Regions from separate parts of the Mus musculus genome. Here region 2 is linked to region 1. A link is a loop called in an ENCODE intact Hi-C map of the cell type or tissue named here. Cell type or tissue: heart. All regions are shown on one strand.

Region 1 (8,000 bases):
TTTAGTCTTCTGTGTTCGCTGGCATCCTTTAGCATATTAGCCACCTAGCCTCTGTAGCCCAGCACCCTCCTGCTGTGCCCCACCTTCCTGCTGACTTTCCTGCTCTCTGCCTGCACTGGAGCCCTTTGCCTTCATTCACCACTGCCTTACACAAAACCCTGCCAATCAGACTCTAGAGGTCAAGGGACAAAGGTAGCCCAGCAGTCACATCCCAAAGTGCACACTCACCCTCAATAGCATAACCCATATGATGGTAGTCTAAGTCCCACCAAGGCCCCAGGCAGCCCCTGAGAGCCTGACGGCCCCTCATGGCCTCCCTTTCTCCTCTTCCTCTGCTCCTGCATAGTCACCCTTCTTCCCTTTCCTCCTTCATGGTCCAGGCTGTTCTGTTGAGGGATCCTGGATCACCCCCATCTAGACCTTTCCCAGTATGACCTCCTACCCACCATCATGTGTCATTACCACTCGGATGGTTAGTTCCACAGGCCTACCAACTACCCCCCCCCCTGCCTTGGGCACAGGACAGGGCAGTACCACCCAACATCCTGCATGTCTAAGGCAGTAGCCATAGGACACCAAATATTTCCCAGCTCAAACAGAGAAACTTGTTCCCAAGGTCAAGCAGGCCTGACTAGGACCACACGGGCTCAGACTCACATGTGTGATGTTGTTTCCTCGATCAGGTATCTTGAATATCTGCTGCAGACCCTGCCACACCCATGAAATGGCCTCTGTGTTCTCACACAGCCCTGGATGCTTCTGAGGAACCCCCAAAGCAACACAGAATGTGGGGGTTACAGGTGGGCCCTAGGTCCAAGTGTTTGTGAGAATCATGGCAAAGAACAGAGGCCTGGCCGACCTTCACACAGAGGCCTCTCTGCTGTGTGTGTGCCACATGGCTCACTGTAGTCCTTGAGACTCCACGACTACCTGCCAGGTTTCTGGCCCAGCATGCTCCTAATAGTTGGGACCTAACCCATACCTCTGCTGTCCAGCACCTCAAGTACCATGCCCACCCTCAAGACATCAAAGAAAGGGCTGCCCTAGCACACACCTCCATGGGCACATACAGTAAGTAGCTTTCTTTGCTGGGTTCTAATTCCTGGGCAAGCTGAGGGCTGCTGCAGGCAGCAGGGCCTGCCTTCCTTGAAGTATACCCTCTCAATGGGATGGGGGCATTTCTCAAAGTCTGACCACACTGGGCCTCTAAGGTGTTCAGGGAAGGTTAGGTTAATCATACACCCCCACACATCTGTAACATCTTGGTCCAGCCTTGAACAGCCTGATAATGTCCATGGGTTCTTCTCTCTTGGCCCACAGAACTTTGCAAGGGCTTCATGGGCCAGTCTGGTTTATATCACCTTCTCCTTTGAAAGCCATCACTTTATAGGCCAGGTATAAAGAACCCTTCCCTTTTTGAACTAAAGGGGGTCTCTTTGGATCCAGTGGACTGGCAGGAGACAGGGCATGGCGATGTAGGAGCCACAGCTTTGAGTTCTCGCACACAAACTAGATCAGGACCCATCCCCAGTCCACCCCACCCTGTGTTCTTCCCTAGTATCTTTCATCACCCCCTCCCCATCCCTACTAAACTATCACGATGCCAACTTTTGGGAAAGCTCTGGTGTATAGACCTAGGGGCCCTGGAGCCTTCAGTGCCCCACTGTGATCGCATGGAGAACTTCTGTGTGTACATGGGAGTTTACATTGTTCTAAACCCTGCAAGTGCCCATCAGGGTCTGGCTGGACAAAAACATGAGCGTCTGTTAGGGACAGACACTTGTTTCTCAAACTCCTGAGAAGCAGGTCAGTAGGTCCTGTGAAAGTTGTTCCCCTTCCTTGTAAGCAGCCAACAACTCTGTCAAGTGGTGGCAATATTTGGCTGACTCCTTCTTTGACACCCACCATATTCATTTGCCTTGGCGCTGAGCTACAAAAGTGTAAAAGAACAAGAAGACTACAAGTATGATTTTTGTTGGGCCTCTTTATTTAGAACCTGGCGGACGAGGAGCCCTGGGCAGTTGGTATGGGCAGTACAGGAACCATTTCGACTGTCTGGTCACCAAGTTTAAGAGCAATCTAATGAAGTGGGGGACACTGTAAGCTAACTGAAGATGAATGTGTGGGGGCTTTTACTCAACAACCATTCCCCTAGAGTCTAATATAAAAGTAGATTTACATTTGTGGGTAATCTGAAGCTGGTGATTTCTAGTGCCTTTGGTAATAATCAATAACCCAGCAGTTGCGTGGCAGAGGGATCCACGCATGGATAAATACAAATATTAAATTAGCATAATTTTTTAACTTTTTGTACAAATATACATGCTTTTTCCTTTTTCTCATCTTTTTCCTTCGTTCTACATTTTCTAGTTTCTCTTTTTGTTTTGCACTGAGAGCGAGTAGAGATTAAACATTTTACATAAATGATTTAAAGCTTTACACCTTGGGACCAGCGTACTCCTTGCACATGGTACAGAGTGTTCTCAATACATTGCACAGTTTTCAGATTTCCACAAAACCGTGGGCTGCTCTACGCAACCATCTCCGGTTCCTGCTACATGAACGAAAGGTCCCAGCCGAAGCCCAGAGTTCTTCCATCGTCCGCTGCCCAGATGCCCAGCAAGTTCTCTCTGGCCGTTAGCCTCTAAACTGTGGGAAGAGGGACTCAGGTGAGCAGGCATAGCGGGAACCCCCCGGGGGCGGCCCCTCCGCGACCCCCGTGGGGGACGCCAGACTCACCTAACTCATCTCAGACGTTTGCGCGGGGTCTGCTCCACCGCGCCCACCCCAGGAGCCACGTTTGGAGAGGGACACCCTGGAGGGACGTCGTTCGACGCCTTGTTCTCCTGCGCAGTTCTCTTGCGCTTGGCGAAGAAGTCTGCGGGCGACAACGCGCGTCGGTCAGGGCGGGGCCGGCCCAGAGACCCGCGAGGAGACCCGCGGAGTGCGCAGGGCGCGGGGCCGGGGTGGGGGCGCCATCCCCGCCCGCGCCGAGGTCCGCGGCGGGTCAGCTTTGTTTACGTCGCCGCGCAATGTGCTGTGTAAGCATTTCCCCTTGTCCCGCGGCCAAGCCCCCCGGGGCTGCCGCCGCACTTAACCCCCTCCATGCCGCACACACGGCTCCCTAAGGGGCTCCCGCGGCCCGAGCCAAAGACCGCGATCCGAGTGGGTCGCGGCCAGGCTCGCCCTCCCACTGCACGCTCGGGAGCCTTAGCTGCACCCCTACCAGTAGGAAAGGGGTGCGGGCGCAACCGCGCCCTAAGCGCCGCGGGCCCTTTAATGCCACGGGAGGAGGCGGGGACCGGGCGAGGCCCCCGAGGGCGAGGGAGAGCCCGGCCGGCCGGACAAAGCGAGGCCGGGCCGGGGCGGGGCCGTGCGGGGCTCACCGGAGATGAGAGGCCCCGACAGCTTCTTGATCGCACCGTTCGCATTGGCCGCAGCAGTCCCGGGTGCAGGACGTCCTGGAATCCCCGAGAGAGGCTGGTCCTTCAGCTCCTGGCCGCGCTGCTCTTGATTCTCGTCCTGCTCCTCGACCGGCTCCCCATTCTGCTCCTCGACCGGCTCCGCACCCTGCTCCTCGACCGGCTCCGCGCCCTGCTCCTCCTCCGGCTCCTCGTCCTTCTCCTCGACCGGCTCTGCGCCCTGCTCCTCGCCCTGCTCAGAGACCGGCTCAGTTCCCAGCTCATCACCCGGCTCAGCACCCGACTCCTCGCCCTGCTCAGAGACCTGCTCAGGGACCTGTTCCTCGCCGTCCCGAGTCGCCACGTCCGGGTTCGCGTCCGGGATCGGGTCCGGAGTCGGGTCGGAGGTCGCGACCAGGGTCACCTCCGGAATTGGGTCTGAGGTCAGATCTGAAGCCGGGGCCGGGGTCGCGGGTGGGGTGGGCTCCGCGACCACGGCCGAGGCTGGGGCGCTGGGCGGCTGCTCAGGCGCCTCCTCTAGGCCGTCGGGGGCCTCGCCAGCCGGCGGCCCAGAACGCGGGATGACAGCCACGGCCACCGGGGGTGGCCGGGGCCCCAGCTGCAGGCGACAGCGCCCCACCTGCACCGTCTCGCGGTAGAAGGCGGGCACAGACTCGCTGTCCACCTCCATCCACTGCAGACGACCAGGGCCTCGAAGAGGCACATCCTGCTGGAAGTTGAAGTCCCAGCGGTTCTGGTCCTCGGCGTTCAGCTCGGCCAGGCGCATCCGCAGCTCGCGGCCCAGCTCCTCGTGGTCTACAGGCCCGAAGAGGCTGCGGCAGGCGCTGCTACGCGCTATCACTGGGAAGGTATCGCTGGAGGCCAAGCGTTCCATCGCTGTTCTGCTGCGGAGGTACACGTCGGACATGCCCATGGTCGAAGGCTGTGCAAACGCGGGCAGCGAGAAAGAAGGGAACGGGAGGAGAAGGAAGAGGGGAGAGGAGGAGGGCGGAGGCTGGGCGTGGGTGAGACCCCTTGCACAGCCCGCGTCCGCCTCTGCCTAAGGACGCAGCGGCTACCTGGCTGATTGGTGATGGACGGCTCCTGCGTCTGGATCGCTTGTCCTGTCCAGCTTGGGCCGCGCCCCCTCGGAGCTTGCCTGCCTGTTCGCTTGCTCTCAGTCGGGCCTAGCCGGCACCCCTCGAGCACAGCGCACTCGGCCTGTGGAACGCCCAGCCCGCTGCGCCCCTTTATACGCGCTGGCCCCACCCCCGCGCGCGCGGGCCTCCTCACGATTAGCATAATGTAGTATTTTCAGTTTCAACAACACCGCGGCGATTGGAGGGTGCAGCCCGCCCCGCCCACAGAGGCCCTGCCCCCGCGCCACGCTCATTGGCTGCGCGCACACACCCCCGGGGCCGGGCGGGGCGGGTGACGGGCGGGCGCTGATTGGCGGCCGCACGGCGAGCGGGCTGCGCGGGACAAGGGGCGGGGCTCGAGTTAAAGAGCTCTGCGGGCGGTAACGTGACACCGCGACGCCCCTCCCCCTCGCCCCATCCCCCCCCCCGCCCCCCGCGGGCTCCTTTGTCTGCAGGCGGGGGCTCGCGCAGCCGCGACGCGCGCGCCCCCTCGGACCATGGAGCTGGGCACAGCCCCTCGGCGATGCCGACGTCGGTGAAGGTCCCTCGGTCCCCGCAGCCCGCGCTAGCCCTAGGACTGCACCAACTGATTAGGGCTTTAACCTACTACTACCAGCTGGGTCCTGGTCCTGGCAGTACCGTGGCTGGATCCACCCTCTACACCCAGGCCTAAGTATCTGCCTTCGAGGCATCTGCACACCTGCTGGCCCTAAGACCCTCTATCACGGAGTTAGAGACAGGGGTCACATCCATTCTTTTCCTGAGGAACAATACTGTAGAGATCTAAAAGATCTGTAGCCTGGTCTATAATAGGCCCACCTACCCGGGAGATGAGACACAAGTTGGGCCCATCCTAGCCTGTACCTACATCACTGATAGATGCCTAGGACCTTAGGTTTGGGTCAGGCCATATTCGACCCCCAGTTCTGCCTACCTTAGTTGGCTGGAAGTAGTTATGCTAGAAAAGAGAGAATGACCCCTCCTCCACAGCAGTGCCTCTTGGTGGGGCCCTGAATACTCACACAAACACACCCGACATGGCCTGACAGAGCCCCCCCCCCGCCCCCCGCCCCTGCTGCCTCCGCTACCGCCGCCAAAAGGAGTTCATTATTTAGGGCAGGGAGTCGAGAAGGTGACTCAGGCATGTGCCAGGAGCTGGCCCCCTCCCCCCGCCCTGGGGAACCAGGACTTCCGGACATACTTGAAAGGCCCTGCAGAGCCCCAAGCTCTCAGCTCCCAGCAGAGATGCCTGTGAGACTTTTGAGACAGAACCCTATTTACAGGGTTAGGTAAGTTGGGCCAACCCGGGAGTCAAGTCAAACCCTGAAGCCAGGGGCCAGACTGTCCTGGAACAGGTGAGAGACGGGGTTTGGAAGCTGCTCTGGTGGAGAGACCAGAGCCTGTGACCTGTAAGGATTTCTTTTTCTCGGTACACCATATTACAAATCTCTCAGGGCATTGGTATGTCACAGTAATTTTCTTGAGTAAAATAAAACTAATGAGGGCTTTCAAGGGGCCTCATGAACCCCTCATTCACTAAAAGCTAAAATCCACTAGCCCAGGGCAGGAAGGAGGCAGGGCTTTGTTCTGTCCCTGTGTCAAAGCCACATGGGCCTCTTCAGAGACCCTGGTCACAGGACCACACTCCACACTTATTTGTGACCACCTGGCCTCCAGGGTCTCCCCAACAGTCCAAATATCCAGGCTGCAGCTGTCGAGGCTAGAGAAGGTCCACCCTGCCCACAACCTAGGCCAAAGCTGCTGAGAGGACTGACTGAACGTGCTCCCTGGGGTGTGGAGCTACTGGGCCCTATTTGTTGGGAGAAGCAGTCTAGACAGCCAGATAGATCATCTGTGCTGCAGGCTGCCTCACTGGGCATCCCTACCCCAGGATGCTTGCATCACTTGCTTTCTCCTTTCATATTCCCGTTTCATCTGCTTGTTTGTCCGTCTCCACACAGGTTAAAGTGAGCCCTCCACAAGTCTGTAACGGTGAAGTTCCATCAATGCTAGCTAGCATCAACAGACCTGGTAAGCACACTGCTTCCAGAAGCAGGGTTAAGTTCCCCATCTAGCCCTCCAACCCAAGGGACCTGTAGGTAAGTAAACATTTGTCTGGCTACAAGAATCGTCTTCTATTTTTGACATTAAAAATACATCCAAAGGAAACAAGAACATTTTTTTTAACTGTGTTGCTGCGGAGAGTTGGGGGATGGAGCGCTGGTCTGGTGCCCTGGCTCATCAGACGCAAGTTTCCTGACTTCTTTCTTGTGTGGTGTGAAGGGGTATAAGCCGTGGGACCTCGACCTTGGACCTGGTTAGCAAATGAGTCTCTCCCGAAATCTTCCCCCATACCCTTGGGCAGAATGGGTACTTCACCTCTTGCCTCTCCCAGAGCTCCCAGAAAGACCACACATCCAAAGACCATTTCTGCCACCAATTGTTGGCGATATTTCTGTGTGCACCCAATTACATTACAGCCATAGGAGCTCTTTTTCTATGTGCCCACCTGACTGGCCGAATGAGGAACAGAATGAGGGCTGTGGCAAGACTCGGGCACAGCCACGCTGCCAGTGATTGGACTACGAGATAAAATTTGAAAGCTGGAGGTGACTCAGTGGTATGGCACTTGAGATACTTCTCAAGTATGAACGCTGGCTCTGGGTTCCATCCCCAGGGCCGAAAACAAACGAATGAATGAATAGATAGATAGATAAATAAATTTTGTGTCCTAAATCGCTAAAATCCACGGCGCAGTTACTGACTGAAGCTAAAACACAACAGTAGGCAGGCGGACACTTCAGCAGTCTGTTGCGAGGAGGAAACGGGCTGCCTATATTAAAACCTTGCTGTGGCTCCTAGGCGATTAAGGCCAGCTTAACCTACACCCTCCAGCTCTTCGAACCAACTCCGAGATTTGATTAGTGAATCGTAACACAGGAAGCCTATTGGCCCCAGCCCTCCTGCCTTTTCATTCTTAGAGGAGCCTGGAGCAGCTAAGTCAGTTTAGTTTCCCAGAACGTCCCCGGATCGCACTCACAACAACCCGCATAGCTGGTCAGCTACGGGGACTCCAAGCACCCCCAAGGAAGCCGGGTGTTCAGGGTCTTCCAGCCCCTGGCCAGAACAGAGTCCGAGTCTAGGAGGCCTGTCCTTGGCTTCATGCTGCCCCCTGGTGGCCGACTTGAACATCACCAGTTTCTTGGCTGCCTCATGCCTCCCTTTCTTGCCTGCGTGGATGGCTCTCCTGGTCATCCCCACCCCTGACCCAGAGCCCCAGGTTCTGGGGCCTTCCCGGAGTAACCAAGTGTAGAGTTGAGACTTGTCTCCCCTCTGGCTCTTAAAGCTGCCTTCTCAGATTCTAAGACCCTGAGCTGTCATATCAGATAAATTAAGGCCTTGAAGAATTTTCCATGAAACCCTGAGCCACATGTCACCCATCCATCAAGGAAGGTGGAGA
Region 2 (8,000 bases), 92 kb before region 1:
CTGGCTGGTGAGGAAGATCCAGCTTGAGTTAGTGTGCTAGGCTCCTCTGTCTCTGCCCGGCCAGGCTATTTTTAGTATCCACTACTGTAGGCTCCCATGTACAGTAGAGTGCATACCCTGTAGAGTGCTACCGTTCCGCATACTCTGGCTGCCGACAATCTTATGCTATCAGAATGTCACAGCTGGTATTAGCTAGGCAAATAGGCTCCTCCATTGCCCCCTACCTTCTGTGCCCACCACCCTACCTTTCATGAGCCACTGGAAGCTCTGGATCATAGGGGGACTTTTCTTGGGCACATGGTACAATCCACTGCTGGTCTTCGAAGTCTCTGCGGTTTGAGGTGTGCTGTTATCTTGCCAGACAACTTGAGTCTGTGTACATGGATTTTATCTGAACATAACTAGGAAGCTAAAAATAGTGGAATTTCAGTTGAGTGGTGAGTGTGGTTGCTGCTGGGTTGCTCTAGCAACATTTGCCTCTGACTCTCAATATGAGCTGCAACTGGGAAGGTAGGCAAAAGATAGTCTGGCCCACATAGGATAAGGCTTTGAAGACTCCCTACGCTTTGTTGACACAAATGCCTACTGTCTCCAGTGCCAGATAATTTCTCCACCACAAATTTCTACCCCATTCTAACTGTTCCAGCTTTCTCCTTCTGCTCATTACCTATAGTACAGGCTACCCCTCAAACCCAGACCAGAAACCTGTTATCTCTTCTAAGTGACAGAAGATGATTGTTAATAGCTCCTAAAATCAGTGTCCCCTTTCCAGACTCAATATATGACTGACTAGCAGCAGTCTAGGGTTTAAGAGCAGGTCACAGCTTTATATGACTAAGGTGGAGCTTGTACTGGCCCAGGAGCAGGAGCAGGGACAGGGGCAGAAGTACATGCCAGTACTTCATCAGGTCAGGACAACAAAGGGCTGGTTTTCCAGAGTCCATGGTTTCTGGGAGCAAAGTTTAGGAACAAAGCTAGGCCGATCCTCAGAGGTCCTGGTGACCTTGACCCTGTCTGGGCTCTGAGCCAGGTTGTCAAGAATGCTGGAATCCTGCAGCAAACACCTAATGGGCACCACTCTCACTTTCACTCCCTACCTCAAGATGGTTAAGATGGAGGAGTGGGTCCTCTGCCAAGGCCATGGTCACACTGAACCAAGGCTCCTCCCAGGGCTCTAGCCTGGACCCCCACTGTACATCAAGAGGCTGTCAAGATGCACTGACCCAAACAGCCCATGGCAGCCTGCCCAGTCCCTCCCTTGTCCGGGACCACTGCCCCCTGTGGGGACAGACCCTGGGAAAGAGCTTTGTTGGGCCCAGAGGGCACGATGGCATGGCCGGGCCCCACGTTATCACAGTTATCAACGTAACCATCGGGACCAGAAACAACCCAAGCGCAATCCTGCTGACCTTGGGAAGTAGGGGACAGGAAATCCCTGGGAGCCCAGCAGTCCCAGAGCAGAGCCAGTGCCAGCCAGCCTGGCTGAGCCCAGCCAGAGCCCCTGGGCTTCCCTGCTGACAGCCCCTCCCTCCCACCCCTCCAGGCCAGCTACAGACTGGCCAAAGTCAAGTCTTTAGTGCCCAGCAACTTGCCTAGCTCAGCTTAGTCCCTCAGCTGTGAAGTGTATCCCACCATAGTCTGCCCACATCACAGGGACTGAACCCCACTTACAAACACCTGGACCCCATGGAAGGAGAGGATCAAGCTAAGGACCAAAGATATTGAGTGTGTCTACTTGTAAGGGATTCTTAGGGGAGGCCAGCTGGTTCCTGACCAGGAGTTCCCTAAGGTGCCAGCCAGGCTGGCTGAGCCCAGCCAGAGTTCCCTAAGGTGCCAGCCAGGAATTCATACCAGGGAGAGCATACCCATAGGCTCCCTTCCTGTAGCCATTATACACTCTCAGCTTTTGTCGTAGATTATGGATTGTTTTGTTCTAGAAATCAGGCAGTCTCCTGTCACGCAGTTAGTTATACAAAGAGCTGGTCCTGATGGCAGTCACAGATGTGAGTAAGAGAAGAACATTTCAGAAGTGTGATAGTCCTTTGGTAAGGAGGCTAGAATCAACTCTGAGAGCCAAGGCTGGGTGGAGGTGGTGGCCTTGTCCACTGGCTATAGTAGTCAGGACTAGTGGCAATTCAAGATGGTACAAGCCACCTTGTCATCCCTGTAATAGGAACCCCGGAGTTCTGGTTCCGGCACCCCTCTTCTGTTCCCTGGCCTGCCTCGGCTTCCCTATGGTTCCCTGTCTCTCTGCAGAACTCCCACCCACCTCTTACCCGTGGTGTTCTTAGATCTTCTTGGACCTGGACCTGCTGCAGTGTTTATTTTACAAGCCAAGCTCACACTGTCGGGCTGATATGCAGAGCACAGTGGGGCCAAGAGACTGACTTTCTTGTTTTCTGCAGGAAATGTTTGTGGCTTGAAGCCGGACACAGGGGCACTCTGGTTTCCAGACCCTGTCCACAGGGCATCTGGGGGCAGGGAGCATGGGTTGGAGGGAGAGGCCCCAGTGCCCAGCATTTCTGCCTAGTTCTGTCCTAGAAGCCAGGCCATGCATACTTATTTCCTGTTAGAGGATACCACCCAGCCTCCAATACCTGCCTTTCAGGGTCCGCTTCTATCCATGAGGCTTACAAGCTGCACCATGAGACCTTGTCATCCCAGGCCGATCCCTGGGCCCTGCTCCATCCTTGCTCTCCAGCTGAGTATTTGCTAAGCCCAGGTCTTCATGTTCTCTGCCTGGGGAATTATTACATAGATATCACTGCAGACTTCCCGACCTCATCTCTCACATCCCACATAAGTCTCAAATGCTGCCCAAATCCAGGTGATCCTACTCTGCCATCTTTGCTGAGTCATGGTGTCTCACAGGTTAAGTAGTGAGGTGTTCCCACCCATCCTACATCCTGGAATACTTTCTGTGAGTCTCTCTCTCTCTCTCTCTCTCTCTCTCTCTCATTTGTTAGAATTTCAAGGCAAAGCCATCCAGGCTGCAGTTTCCTCCGTGAGAATACTTTTAACTACTAATTACAGGGTCTGAGGTTCATGAACTACTAGGGCTCTTTATTTCTTCTTGTGTCAGTTTTGATAAGCAGCAGAGCTGAGGAGTTTGTACTTTTTATCTTGGTTTTCAATTTGTTGCTGTTTACTTGGTGTCGGCGGCTTCTGTCTTTTGCCCCTGCTCCCCATTGTCATTTATCAACGCTGGCCCCATTTCCCACGGCAGCCCAGCCTGCCATGCATTCTCCAGTTTTACTGCTATTTTCACCAAACTTTTGGCTTTGTGGATCTTCCCGCCTGTGGGTTTTTATCTTGCTTATTCTAGTCTGTTTATCTCTCTTTCTTTCTAATCACTTGGCCTTAATATGTTTTCCCTCCCTCTAACTTCTTAAGCTAGATAATTATTAATCTCCAGATTTTCTAGATTTCGAAGCCCGTGAAGCTTTTTTTTTTTTTTTTTTTTTTTGTCTGTAAGCATCACTGGAAAGGCACATGCCACTTTCGTTGAGCCAGAATCTCACTCAGTAGCTCAGTTTGGCCTCAAGGTTGTCCTGCCTTAGCCTCCTTCGTCACAGGGGTGACAGGCACAGGGCCCTGCACCAGGCTCCCCCACACTCCGGACAAGGGAGCTTTACTTTCGCTTTCATCTGCTTATGGTGTATTTTTCTAATCTCCATCACCTCTTGTTTATTCCAAGAGTTATGCCACGGCAGCATAACTATGTGGTTTTCATCATTGTTATTACTGCGGTAGAACTTTCTAGTAACATTGCTTCACTGTCAGAGCAAGTGGTCCTGGGATATCAACCCCTTGGAATGTTTTGAAGGATGTTTTACAGCAAACCATGCGCTGAGCCTTTGTAAGGCGCCCCCGAGTACTTGAAGCATATTCGGCAGTCACTGGATGCAGGGCTGTGTTTACAAGCACCAGAACAAGCTTGTTCATTGTTTCATTCAAATCTTCTCTATCCTCGCTGGAATCTCTTTATCTATTTGATCTATCATTTCCTCGAAGTCACAGGGTGAATTTCTGTTTAGCTTTCTAGGAAAACGGCGGCGAGACTCTTTTCTAAAGTTTTGTTTTTGTTTTGTTTTGTTTTTGCCCTTGTTTTCCCATCAGCAGTGTGTAAACGGCCCACTTTCTCTCAGCCTTGCAACCAGGCGGTATGCTTGGGTTTTCTATTTCAGCCCTGTTAGTGAGTATGTAATGGTATCTCATTGTGGTTTTGATTTGCATTTCCCTAATGACTAATGATGTTGAGCAACTTTTCATGTGCTTATTAGCCATTCATAGTCTTCTCTGGTGAAATGTTTATTCAACTCTCTTGCCCGTTTTCCAATTAGGTACTCCGCTCTATTGTCGAGTGGCAGGAGTTTTTAATATGTTCTGGGTACAAGTCCTCCATCAGACGTATGACTTGCAAATACTTTCTCCTAATCTCCGGCTGTCTTTTCATTTTCTGAATTGTCTTTTAAATCTCAGAAGTTTTTAATTTTAATGAAGTCCAATTTGTCTTTTGTATGGTTCCTGCTTTTGACGATCTTCGATCTCTTTCCCCTATCTGAGGTCATAAACATTTTCTTTTTTTATTTTCATTTTTATTTTTTTCTTCTAGAAATTGTAGAGAGTGAGCTTTTGTATTTAGGCCTAGATTTTTGAGGCAATTTGAGAGTATTCAGTGAGATGAGATCTAAGTTTTTGTTTACTTGGCTTTGTATGTGTGTGTGCTTGTATGTGTGCAGATACACATGTGTGGGGGTGTATATGTGTTTAGAGACCAAAGAAACATTTCAACAGTTGTTTTTCAGAACCATTTATTTTTTGAGAAAAGTTCTCAGATTAACCTGCAGCTCACCAAGTATGCTAGGCTGGCTGGTGAACGAACTCCAGGGACCCACCAGTTTCTTCTTCCCCAACTCCTGGGTTATAAATATGTGCCAGCAATGCCTGACTTTTTTATGTGAGATCTGGGAACTAAGCTCTGATCCTCAGGCTTGCACAGCAAGTACCTTAACAACTGAGCTATCTTCCTAGCCTCTTAAAGGTGTATAGCTCAAGGGCTAAGCATGGTTGGACATGCCTTTAATCCCAGCACTTGGGAGGCAGAGGCAAGCCTATGTCTGTGAGTTCAAGGCCAACCTGGTCTATGTGGTGACTAGGTCAGTCAGGGCTCCATAGTGAGACCTTGTCTCAAACACTAAAAATAAAAGCAAACAAAAGAAGATGTAGGCCAAGCCCAGGCTGACCTCTGACTGGTATCTAATAGTCTTCAATATCTGCCTACCCGCAAGTACCACACAAACAGCTGCTTTTTCATTCACTCGCACAGCACCATTAGTCAAAAAAAAAAAAGATCTTTTATTTGGTCAAACAGCAAAGGCATCTTTCTTAGGAACTAATTAACTAAGCCAAGCATGGTGATGCACACTTTTAATCCCTGTACTTGGGAAACTAATGCAGAAGAGTCAGGAGTTCAAAACCAGACTCAAGCATATACAAAGTTTAAAGTCAGCCTGGGCTACCTCAAAAAAAAAAAAAATCCATTTACCATAAATGTATGGGTTTCTTTGTGGACCTTCATTCCCGTTCTCTTGGTCCATATGCTCCATGGTCTCTTGATTATCGGATCTTTACAGTAAGTTTTGAAATTGAGTAGTGAAAATATTCTGATTTTTTTTCTCCTACCCTGGTCTGATACCTAGATATTTTCATCTGAATTTTTAGATGAACTTGTATTTTTTTTTTCTTTAAAAGAGAAATTGGGGGTAGAAAAGGCAGGCAGGTAGGGTGGTGGGCTTCTGGGATTTTCTGTTGAATCTATGGATCCATTTGGGTAAACAGACATCTTAGACCATGAATATGCTATCTCTGTTTTACTTCCTCCAGTTCTTGGGAGGTGAGGTTATGACAAGGTTTGTTTTTGTTTTTTTTTTCCTCTGTAGCTCAGGCTAGCCTGGAACTAGTTAGCTATACTGTGAAATTAAAAATCCACCTGCCTCAGCCAAAGTCTGGGATTAGAAATTTTGATAATTTTTTTGTAGTTTGTGTACATTTTGTGTATTGTTGTTGTTGTTGTTAACTTCACTTCTGTTTTATTCACCATACAACTGCTAATGGGATTAGTTTTTTTTGTTTTTTGTTTTTTGGTTTTTTTTCTTAATTTCACTTTGGGATTGTATGTTACTGGAGCTAGAAACTCAATCTTTGGCCGGTCTGGGAAAGTCCAAACTTGCTATTCTTAGTCTTCATGTTTTGTTCTTGCTGTTGATTCTGTTAGATTTTCCACTCCTGCTACAGATAATGAAGGCAAACTTACTTCTTCCCCTCCGGTCCCAATGCCTTTCATTTCCTTCCTTCCCTCCTTCCTGCTCTCGCCGCCTTCCCACCACCCTTGCCCTAGCTTGAACGTCAGTAATATGTAGGAATGACTAGAGACTCTCCTGGGAGAAGGCCTCCTGTCACCTGTCATTAAGGATGAGGATGGCTTTGGAGTTCTCATCAATGCTCCCTGTGAGTTCAGGATGTTCTCCTATGCTGAGTGCACTAAGAGCTGAGCAAAAGTAAATGTGCATTTTCCCCAGCTGTCCTTTCTGAGTCTATCAAGGTGACCATGTGATATTTAACCCCTTATTCTATTAATACAGTATGATATAGTAACTAATTTTGGGGGTGCTAAATTAATCTCACGTTCCTGGGATACACCCCATTTGGTCATGGTAGATGAAGGATTTTTTTTTTTTAATTTTGCAGGGCTCGGGTTGTTATACTGTGGTAAGAACATTACTATTTATGTATATAAAGATATATATATACACACACACATACATACACACACACACAATACAATACACACATACAATGAGAGGGGGAACTAGGGGTTAATACAGAGTCTCCTTATATAGTCTATCCCAGGCTGGCCTGGAACTTACTGTGTAACCCAAGCTGATCTCAAACTCACTATGATCCTCCTGATTTTGCCCCCCACATACTGAGATTCCAGGACCACCATGCCTGGCTTGTATCTATAGTCATAAAGGATATTGTACTTTGTGTTCTTTATGTGTGTGTGTATCTGTCTGTCTGTCTGTCTGTCTGTCTGTCTCTGTCTCTCTCTCTCTCTGTGTCTGTCTCTGTCTGTCTGTCTGTCTCTCTCTCTCTTTCTCTCTCTCTCTCTCTCTGTGTATGTGTGTGTGTGTTGTGCATATGTGGGTTTTAAAAATACAATCAGCAGTTTTATCTACTTCTTTCTCACACCCGCTGCCTTGTCTGAGGTGCCTGATTTCATTCCCTCTCCTGTTGCTACACATATGGGCATACATCCAGCCTGGCCTTTCAGTCCTAGACTCGGAGATTTTCCAGACCACTCAGATGATAAGAGTTTGAGCTCTAATCAGAGCTGTAACTAGCTTGAGGATGTAACTTCCCAGGGCAAAAACTGTTCCCTTCCTCTTAACAGTTAAAGCCATCTTGACAGTCTTCTCAGGGAGTGGGCTAATTTTGTTGACTTTCCCATTGAGCTATTTGAAGGTCTGAGCTTGCTGACAGTTTCTGCCTTGAGACTCCCAGGTTCTAATGGCCAGAGTCACTAGGAAGATTGTAGAATCTAAAGCTCGTGGTGCATAGCTGCCTTTGGGAAGCTCTTACCTCAGTCTCTAGTGTTCCTACTGTCTGCTCAGCTCCTGGCTGCTAAACATGGATATTTTCTTTTCAAATAGCTGCCCTAAAAAGTAATATGGTAAAATTAAAGTCACAGTCATTTATTTCATTTAATTCCAGAAACCCCAAATACTATGACTTCAATATAATTAATACAGAAACTATTAAAACGGTTGCTTCTCTTCCCTTATTCCGAGTCCTCAGAAGCCAGATGAATTTTGTACACATGGCCCATCTCAATTTGAAAGCTGGGTTTTCATGAGAGCTTCTGGGACTGTATTAAGACTTCATAAAATTTACAACTTGGAAAGGACATTTGGGGCGGTTGTCTTTGTTTTTAAGAC

The links. Hi-C counts contacts between places; a loop is a spot of excess contacts. Peaks named below come from ENCODE experiments on the same cell type or tissue, not always from the same donor. Only the 100,000 strongest peaks of a DNase experiment are listed, where the experiment ranks them.
Region 2: a loop joins it to region 1, with 4 times the contacts of the local background. A loop is called at or near these places in 8 of 42 quality-filtered maps.

The regions. Positions count from the first base shown.
Region 1 is chr7:143,456,373-143,464,372 of GRCm38, forward strand. It overlaps Cdkn1c (cyclin-dependent kinase inhibitor 1C (P57)), which reads right to left and starts at 4,678. Exons shown (of 4, transcript NM_001161624.1): 1 at 4,481-4,678; 2 at 3,423-4,344; 3 at 2,740-2,878; 4 at 1,967-2,649. The coding sequence starts at 4,335. The coding sequence ends at 2,745. Gm33663 (a long non-coding RNA gene) reads right to left here. Exons shown (of 3, transcript XR_378640.3): 3 at 6,963-8,000. In heart, a CTCF peak has its summit at 7,717 (motif pointing left); DNase peaks (open chromatin) are centred at 3,259, 4,659 and 7,719; H3K4me3 peaks cover 4,792 bases; H3K27ac peaks cover 5,509 bases; H3K27me3 peaks cover 960 bases.
Region 2 is chr7:143,364,195-143,372,194 of GRCm38, forward strand. The region is part of intron 15 of Kcnq1 (potassium voltage-gated channel, subfamily Q, member 1); the gene reads left to right. Among named protein-coding and RNA genes, the nearest start is that of 4933417O13Rik, 38 kb to the left of the region's middle. In heart, no CTCF peak of the experiment used is centred here; DNase peaks (open chromatin) are centred at 1,259 and 3,597; H3K4me3 peaks cover 931 bases; H3K27ac peaks cover 5,870 bases.